Regions from separate parts of the Homo sapiens genome. Here region 1 is linked to region 2. A link is a loop called in an ENCODE intact Hi-C map of the cell type or tissue named here. Cell type or tissue: Calu3. All regions are shown on one strand. Links, peaks and the distances in the headings refer to the core of each region. The heading gives the core; the rest is flanking DNA.

Region 1 (4,410 bases), core at 165-4,164, 250 kb after region 2:
TAATATATAAATAACATAATTTAATATATTAAAGTGTATTATTTAGACAGATAAATGTATCTATGTGCTTGCATTCATGCATCTGCCAATAAATTTTTAAAAAATTATATGTATTAGTCAATAATTAGAACAATATAGTACACTTATATTTTAACCAGTCCTGATTTTTTTTCCTTCTTTGCAAGTTGATCATATGAATGTCTTCATAAGATCACAATTTGACTTGAGGAAGAAGCATAGATACAATAGAACTAGGTAACATGAGAATTTGAGCCACCCATATATACAACTTACTTGTAAGTTTGGAGCTTATTAGACCCAATTCAAAATATACCATTTGCATTTTCAGTGGTCACTGTGGCTATCTGGTTACACGATCTGATGGATCTTATAATGCCAAGCTCATGGTAGATAACTTTAGTCGCATAGTCATGTAATGTTCCAGGTAAGACATTGACAATGTTGAACTTCATCTGAGCCCTGTGCTTCCAGAAAATATCAATGATTAAGAAATTTCTCCACTCTTTTGTGTTCTAGGAAACTGTCATCACAAGGACCACGCTGTTCTTATGTATTCTAAGATAAGATCTGCCTCCACCTTTCCAGAATGTCTCAGATAAAAGAACCATCTCTAACCTTTGTTGCAAATCCCATAAGTCTTACACATGACTCATTGGTCTACCTGTGTCTATTTAATCTCAGGTCTCTTTCCTTTATTTGAGGCATTCCTTCTTAATGAATGTTTTCCTATTGCAAGCTCCTAAATAAAATAATCTCCTAAATTCTATGATGCTAAATATATAAAATGTGTTTTATAGCACTTGGTCTTTTTTAGGGCCCTGTTGTATGCCAGGAGCATTTTACAAATTGTGAGTACTTCTTTGATGCATTTTGAAAATATTTCATTATTACAATTAAAAAATACTTTTAGATTATTAGTTGGTTTTGATTAAGAATAATGTCAAATTGCATTCACTAAAATTTTTCTACATCTATTGAGTTGTTGGTTTTCTACTACTAATGTGATATAAAGTACATGAAAATAGTCCCTATTATTAAAACAACAAAGCATAGGAATATACTTTACTTCATTTTGCAGATTAATATTTTGTTATGTTATTTAATTTGCATGTTTTATATTTTATGTGCTTGCATTCATGCATCTGCTGGTAAACTTTTAAAAAATCTATATATTAGTCAATTTGGGCTGCTGTAACAAATTACCATATACAGGGTGGCTTAAGCAGCAATCATTTATTCTTCACTTTTCTGGACGCTGGGAAGTCCAAGATTACGGCACTGGTAGATTCTGCGGCAGGTGTGAGCACTCTTCCTGTTTACAGACAACTATCTTTTCTCATTGCATTCTCATGAGGCAGAGATAGAAAGACTCATGTCCCTTTCTCTTTTATAAGGGCATTAATCTCGTCATCAGGGCTCCACCCTTATGACCTAATTGCCTTCAAAGGCCTCTACTTCTTAATATCATTACATTGGGGATTAGGATTTCACCATATGAATTTTGGGATGACACAAACATTCAGTCTATAGCATCTTAACAGAATTCTTTATCAGAAAAACTGTATTAGAGTCATTTTACTAGATTCACAAAATCAATTGTGAAGTGTACCATGCTTTAAATGCTCTGAAATATTAGTATGATTTGGAAATTATCAATATTCTGAAATTTTGAAAAAATCAATGAAACTGAATCTTCTTTGTATTTTTTATTTGGTAAATACATCTTTAACGTAATTACATTTTAATCATATCATTTGCTATCATATTTCAATCCAAATAAACATGTATTTTATAAAACATAAGATATTTTAGTAAATTAAAAACAGTTTTTAGTGTGTATTTGCATACTATTTTCTTATTAATAACTACATATGTGTGTATGTGTATATATATATATATTTCTATATATAGATTTAGATATCCCTTTTCTTAGTAGTTATTTCTTTGTATTTTCATCTTTATCTCCAAGAATTATGGCTACAAAACATAGTATGAGTATTATGGATCTTACAATGTAATGATCATAATATGACTGACACCTTGGGCAGTGCAGGGAGAGAAAGAAAGAGAGTGTCAAATAAGCTATTTTTAACAATTCTTTCTTAGGTCTAGATTTTGCATAAAATATTTTGAGTAGTTTAAAGATATAAATTAAAATTGTTAATGCTTTTTATAATCCTTATATTAGAGACTTCTAAAGCAATACATATCTGATATTCATAAATTCCTTCAGCGAGAAGAAAAATTTATCTATTTAAAATCTAACTTCTCTCTCCTGAGTCCTCTCCCTCACTCACTTTGGGGAAGTATGGGTAGTGCCAAAATTATCTCAGGATAGTTGACAATAAAACCATCCGTTCCATTGAAAGGTAAAGGCTATTCTTCTGCAGAGCTGCAGCCTAATATTTTAGACTTGATCAAAATCCCACGAGATTGCTGCAGTCATATATTCCTTATATGGGACAACAATGGTGCAACCTAAATTGGTCAACATAAAGATCAGTCTATCTTTCTCACACTGCTCACTGAGGTTCAAATAACTTGAGTGTTCATTCTCATTCACCGATCATTTTGTTATGGAAAAATATGCACTAGTATGCTAACACTGATTTGGGGCTTAGAGACTGTTTCATTAGCTTTGATTTTTATTATTTCTATCTTCTATTTTTTGTGATTATTGTATATTACTTGTGTATCACAACAGTAAGAAGAGATATAAAATGAACAAAATACTACTAGAAGTGTATCTGCTAAAATGTTTCCAGAAATTTTATCTGAAAAAAATTGAATTATTGATGATTTTTTTCTCTCCTTTGTCAATATTTTTAGTACGTCTAAAAATAGTAAAGTAAGAAAAAAGTACATTAAAAAAAAAAGAGCTGTAAGAAAGCTATCAAGATGGAATGAATGGAATAAAGTTGTTATGGTGGATGGGCAAAGAAAAATGTCCCACTTGACTCTTGACACTAACCAGCAGCCTTTCTACTCCAAAAATTTTAAAATTTCGTCTACCCTGGGTTTTTACTCATGATTTCAAGTGTTAATGCCTTATTTTATTTTGGCTTTGAATATTGGTGTTGTTTTTCCTAAGATTTACCTTTATTATTTGCATTCACTGTTTAGAATATCAAGCTCTCAAACTCTGCTCATTTGATGGATATTCCCCTTTTCCAATTTATTTATCACTGACATTTTACAACCTTCTGAGATAAGGATGAAGCTTTCACACTCTCAATTAGCAATTGGGCAATCTTGTTATAAATAATCCCAAATACATTATGAACTATGAACTAGTGGAAATAAATAGTAGAGTTTAAACCAATATTTAAACTATAAACTGGCAATGTTTACAATAATGCATCAGAATAAGTAAGAAAAATGGTAAAATCACTGATGTACAACTAGGTATGGCAAACTGCTTCTTTAAATGTGTACTTAAGAAGTGGTTAACTGGGCTGTTTTCATGTACTGCAGAATATGGGTCAATTAAAGAGAAATTAACTGTTTTCTAAAATCAATAAATTATGAAATGATGAGGAAATATGTTGTAGTGTCCTCCATGGGCACATTAATGCTTTCCTAGAGACGGCATAATTGCTTTGCTCAATTATTCAAAGAAAAGATTGGAATACCTCCTTTGAAAGGAAACCAAATTAGAACTGTGTCAAAGTTCACAGCAGCCAGTCCTCAGGGGCTCTTGCACAATAGTCACTCCATGGATTCTTAGAGCGTTCCATTTGCAGCAGTCAAATTAATTCCATTTAGGGATCTTTCAGAAATAAAAAATTAGTGCTCATGTATTTCCACAATTTTGACTATTAGATTGCCTTGATATATCCATGGGGTTAGAAATTATCACCAGATTGGTCTCTTTCTGAGCATAATTTGCTTCTTGTCTTTTATGTGGCTTGGGCAAAATACATAGATAGATAGATAGATAGATAGATAGATAGATGATGGATAGATAGATAGATAATTTGTAGGTCAAGTGAAGATCTCAGACAAAATCAAGCACTTTTATGGACTGGATCTACTTCCAGATTTACTTTTTCTAGCCTGACTACTAAAATTGTAATGTAAGGACAGAGATGAGGCGCCCTTTCTAGGTTCTTAGCTGTAGCAAGACTAGCCATGTCTTTATTTGTTGTTGTCTTTTGGTTCTTGTTTGTTTTGTTTTTACGCAGGACTTAACTGCAAATAACAAAGGCTTTTTGTGGGATTAAATGAAACCTATCCTATAATTATACATTTTACATAATTATACTTTAAGAGCCACAAAGGGTAAAGAAGGGGCTACCAGTCAGTTTCTATTTCCTCTTCAAGAAGAGCTAATTCCAGGGAGATCAAAATAACTGTTTTTTTTTCTAGATTTCCTTTTTTCCTTTTTTT
Region 2 (4,410 bases), core at 185-4,184:
CTGCCTCTCCCCATTGCCCTCTGTTTTTTACTTGATTTATCCCTACTCATTATTAAAAATTCACCCAAGGCCCAGCTCGCCTGTTCCCCTCTGGGACCCACAGGCTGTATGCACACACTCTGCATTTCCAAAAAACATTGTTTTCTTCCTTGCATTTAGCTTCTAAGTTACATGCTTTTCTCTGAGAGGAAAGTCTGTGTTTTCGTCTTTATCCTCAGTAACTTGCACAATGCCTAGCTCATAGTTGGTGTTTAATAAATGTTACTTCGCCTCTTCGGTTTTCTTAGAGGTCATCCCTTTCTGAATCAAATCTTACTTTTCGGATGGTTACTTTGATGATGTGGATTTTATTCATTTCTTTGGCAAATATTTCTTGGAAATCTACTGTGTTAGTCCTTATATAGACATATTTCACACCTGATTTCTTCAGCAACAATGGTGTTGAAGAAATGGAAACTCAGCTGTGATGTTGCTAGTCTTACCCTTCCTATGTGCCAGGAATGCTTCTCAAACTAAGGCGTATCTGACTCCAAATGCTCTTTTTTTTATGCCACGTTTTTTTCCTTTAGGGTAAAGTATAATTTTAGGTACATCTTATATAGAAAGTAAAAATATACTACAGTTTAAATTCTATCATAATTAACTCCTTAAGACCTCTAAGTTCACTTGCCATTTGATCATTACAAGCACACTGTTAGAAATCTATTTAACTGTCAGGATCTGAACATCAGAGAGGAGGCACTTAGGGCTTTATTTTTTGTTTTTCTCTTTGTTAATAAATTATCAGATGAAAAACAAAATAATATTTTGTTCCCAATAGAGGAAAGAGAAGTTCAATGCAAGTGACGCTCTTACTCCTTCCCCAAGCTTGTGGGTTGAATGTACTTACGCTGGTTGGTTTAGGGAGTTGTTGCAAGTTTCTCTCTTCAGTCACGTCTTTAAGGGGCCTGCAGGGAATAATTTTTCCCCCGTTTCCTCTCTTTGTTATAAATCTTATATAAAATGAGGAGTTTACTTGACACTGTACATGTTGTGGAAACAAAGATGGATGAATGGGGGCTGAGGCCAGTGGAGAAAAGAATTAAGCAAGAGTTGATGTTTACCAGTATTTGCATAGCAGATTAAAGATGCCTGAAAATTATTTGACCTTCCTCCCATAGAGAAATGAGATTGATTTTTCCTTCCCTTGAATTTGGGTGGACTTTGTATTTGCTTTGGTATAATACAGTGGAAGGGAAACATGCTTATTTCCAGGCCCAGGCTTTAATATATCGGCAATTGCTACTTTCAGTTTCTTGGGACTCTCACTCTAGGAGCCCTGATCTTCCATGTGAGAAGCAAAACATGGTGACCACATAAAGAGCGCCTGTGGCTATGTGGAGGGGAAAAGGGCCCACTGAGTCTGGTCGTCCAGCTCTCCTTGCAAGCTGCCCGGCTTACGCATTCCCTTCCTCTGCTCACCCCGCAACCCGCACTAGCCCAGCCGCCACCTGAATACCATTGAGTGACTGCAATTGATGTTACAGTCTTTTGCGAAGATAAGAATCTCTCAGATGAGTCTTTTCTGAATTCTTAACCTCTATTAAGCCACTGAAGTTTGGTGCAGTTTGTTAACAGTGATAGATAAGCAGAAATGTTTGTACCTAGTCATCAATTAACAATTACTTTAACTTATTCCACATCTACTGAGGAAATCACTGAAGCTAGTTGGATATATCATATCTTCCTTCATTTTGATGATGGTGTCACCAGAATATATATGTTAACTAGAAGGGAAGATATGGATTATTTGTGTGTGCATATATTTTTTAATCTTTCTAACTGATGGCAATCATAATATTTATTTAACACATTATATTTTTTCACACCACATTTACAACTATTATTTCTAAATCTTTCTACCATCAGTCTAGTAAGGTCATTTGTCAAGTCTGAATTATGCCATCTTGCAGATGCTGAAACTGAGGCATAGAGGTTAGGTTAACTCCCTAGGATCACATAGCTAAGGTTTTCACAGCACACTGGGTAAAAAAAATGTTATTCAGAAATTAAATTAATGTTAAGATGGTTATCTGTTTAATGCTTGTCACATCAACTAAACTTTAAGCTCCAGGAGGTCAGAGAACTTGTCTGTCTTCTTTAACACTTGAAGCGTAGAGCCTAGCCCAGTGCAGCCCGAGAAAACACTCACTTGGTATTAGTTGAATGAATAAATACATAAAGAATGCTGGGGCTCTGACTAAAACCTAGGTTTCCTCATTCAGAGGTTGAGTTTCTTTTAGTCACACTCCTGAGTTATGAGACAGGGTATGAGTCACTTGGGAATTTCAGTTAGAAGGCACAGGCACCAATCATGCCCTCCCCTTCCCCTGTTCCCTTTCCATCAAAGCATATCTTTGTGTGAGAAATAATGTTTTTGAAAAATCTTCCTAGTCATTCTGATATACCTCCTGTTGAGAACTAAAACACAATACTACCATTCTTTCTCTTAATCACATGTTATTCTATGTAAAAGAAGTGCTATGAGAAAATGCAATCATGTATGCTTACAAATTCTGAGAACATTAAAGTTAAAAGAAGGAAAAATAAGAGACAAAACAATGCCAGAAAAATGCACTAAAATGCAATTAACAATAATTTTTTTGTATGTGCTTAGTGAGTGTTTATCATATTGATTTTCAATTTTCAGTATTTTGATCATTTTTTTGGAGACAGTAGTTTTATAATTAAAAAGAAAATACCCCCAAAGCCCAGTACTCTGCCTTAATGATTAAATGAATGGAAGATGGAAAGCAAAGGGAGAATCTGAGTTAACCAGTCATCAATGACATGGGAAGACAATTCACTAGGAGGTATTCAGCACCTCTGAGCTAGTGGGGACTGTATCTCCAGTAAGGGTAGGTATGTAAGTTGCTTTCACTGATGCTTTTCTAAATGCTTCTGAACTCTGAAAGGCCCTTGAACTAAATGTCAGTTCCTATGAATTAATGTTGGTCTTCAGTACCTACCAGCAGGTCAGCACACTGGCAGAGAAAAAATAAAAAACAAAACAACAAAACAACAACAACAACAACAAAACAAACAAAATACTGCTTCTCAGGATTCCCAGCACAGTGAGAACAACTGGCCAATACATTTAGGAAAAAAATGCTACAAACCTTGTATTGTTCGCTACCCCAAATTCATAGATAGGCTCTTGGATGTGAGTGTCTGAAATGCTGTGTCCCATAGTTAACGGTTCATCAGTCAGGATTAGGGTAAAGGAATATTGATACTTTAAGGTAATTAGAATAACGTTTCTCTTTTGTTTCGGACAAACATAAGCTTTTTCTTTCTGTAGTCAGAACTGTCCTCTCAAATAAGAAGGAAAGAAAATATGAAGAGAGGTAGAGTAAGGAAGGAGGTAGAAAAGAGAGAGAAGGCCGGGCGCAGTGGCTCATGCCTGTGATCCCAGAACTTTTGAGAGGCAGAGGCAGGTGGATCACCTGAGGTCAGGAGTTTGAGACCAGCCTGGCCAACATGGTGAAACTCCGTCTCTACTAAAAATACAAAAATTAGCCGGGCATGGTGGTGTATGCCTGTAATCCAAGCTACCCAGGAGACTGAGGCAGGAGAATTGCTGGAAACCGGGAGGCAGAGGCTGCAGTGAGCCGAGATCACACCACTGCACTCCAGCCTGGGCGACAGAGCAAAACTCTGTCTCAAAAAAAAAAAAAAAAAAAAAAAGGAGAAAGGAGGGAGAGAGGGCAAGAGGAAGAGAGAGAGAAGGAGGGAGGGGAAGAGAGAGATAGAGAGAGGGAGAGAGAGACCTTAGCTCTGGAAAAATAGTTTTCTGGGAATACATATGTATATATTCACATACCTCAGTGAAAATATTAATGAATTAGAGTTATGTGAAAAATAAGGTGCTTTAAGAAGATTGACTAGCTCTAGTACTCATTGTCAATTGACTTTCAATTGATGGTACCTCATATACCAAATACCAAATTAGAAGATAACACCAGAAGTTGCCACATGGGTCGTCTCAGCTATAACTGAGGAAGAAGATAGAAAACTCACAGCATCCTAGGGGATGTCTGTAAACGTATAAATGGTGTCTTACACATTTCAGTTATCCTAACAGAAGGGCCACTCTTCCAGAGAAGGTGGACTGAAATTCACAAGGATGGCTCCTAGACACCAAGAGAAAGTTTAAAGATATCCCATATAATCTCCTTATTAGGTTTGGGAAGTGTGCAACTTTCAAAGATGTTATTTTTCATATCAAACTTAACTGTTACAAATATTTGGGGAACCATAAATATTAGGATTAAAAACATTCAAAAGCTCTTCTTTCAAAGACAAATCCTATTCACATTTTGGACTGTATCCTATTTTTTGTTATATTTAACAGAAATTAATCTTGTTAAA

What was found. Peaks named below come from ENCODE experiments on the same cell type or tissue, not always from the same donor. Only the 100,000 strongest peaks of a DNase experiment are listed, where the experiment ranks them.
Region 1: it touches region 2 in a loop (4-fold over the local background); 1 of 110 quality-filtered maps calls a loop at or near these places.

What each region holds. Positions count from the first base shown.
Region 1 is chr3:110,175,459-110,179,868 of GRCh38, forward strand. No RefSeq gene overlaps it. Among named protein-coding and RNA genes, the nearest start is that of MIR4445, 570 kb to the left of the region's middle. In Calu3, for the core only: no CTCF peak of the experiment used is centred there; no DNase peak of the experiment used is centred there.
Region 2 is chr3:109,925,092-109,929,501 of GRCh38, forward strand. No RefSeq gene overlaps it. Among named protein-coding and RNA genes, the nearest start is that of MIR4445, 320 kb to the left of the region's middle. RefSeq lists an enhancer at 1,444-2,643. In Calu3, for the core only: no CTCF peak of the experiment used is centred there; a DNase peak (open chromatin) is centred at 2,260.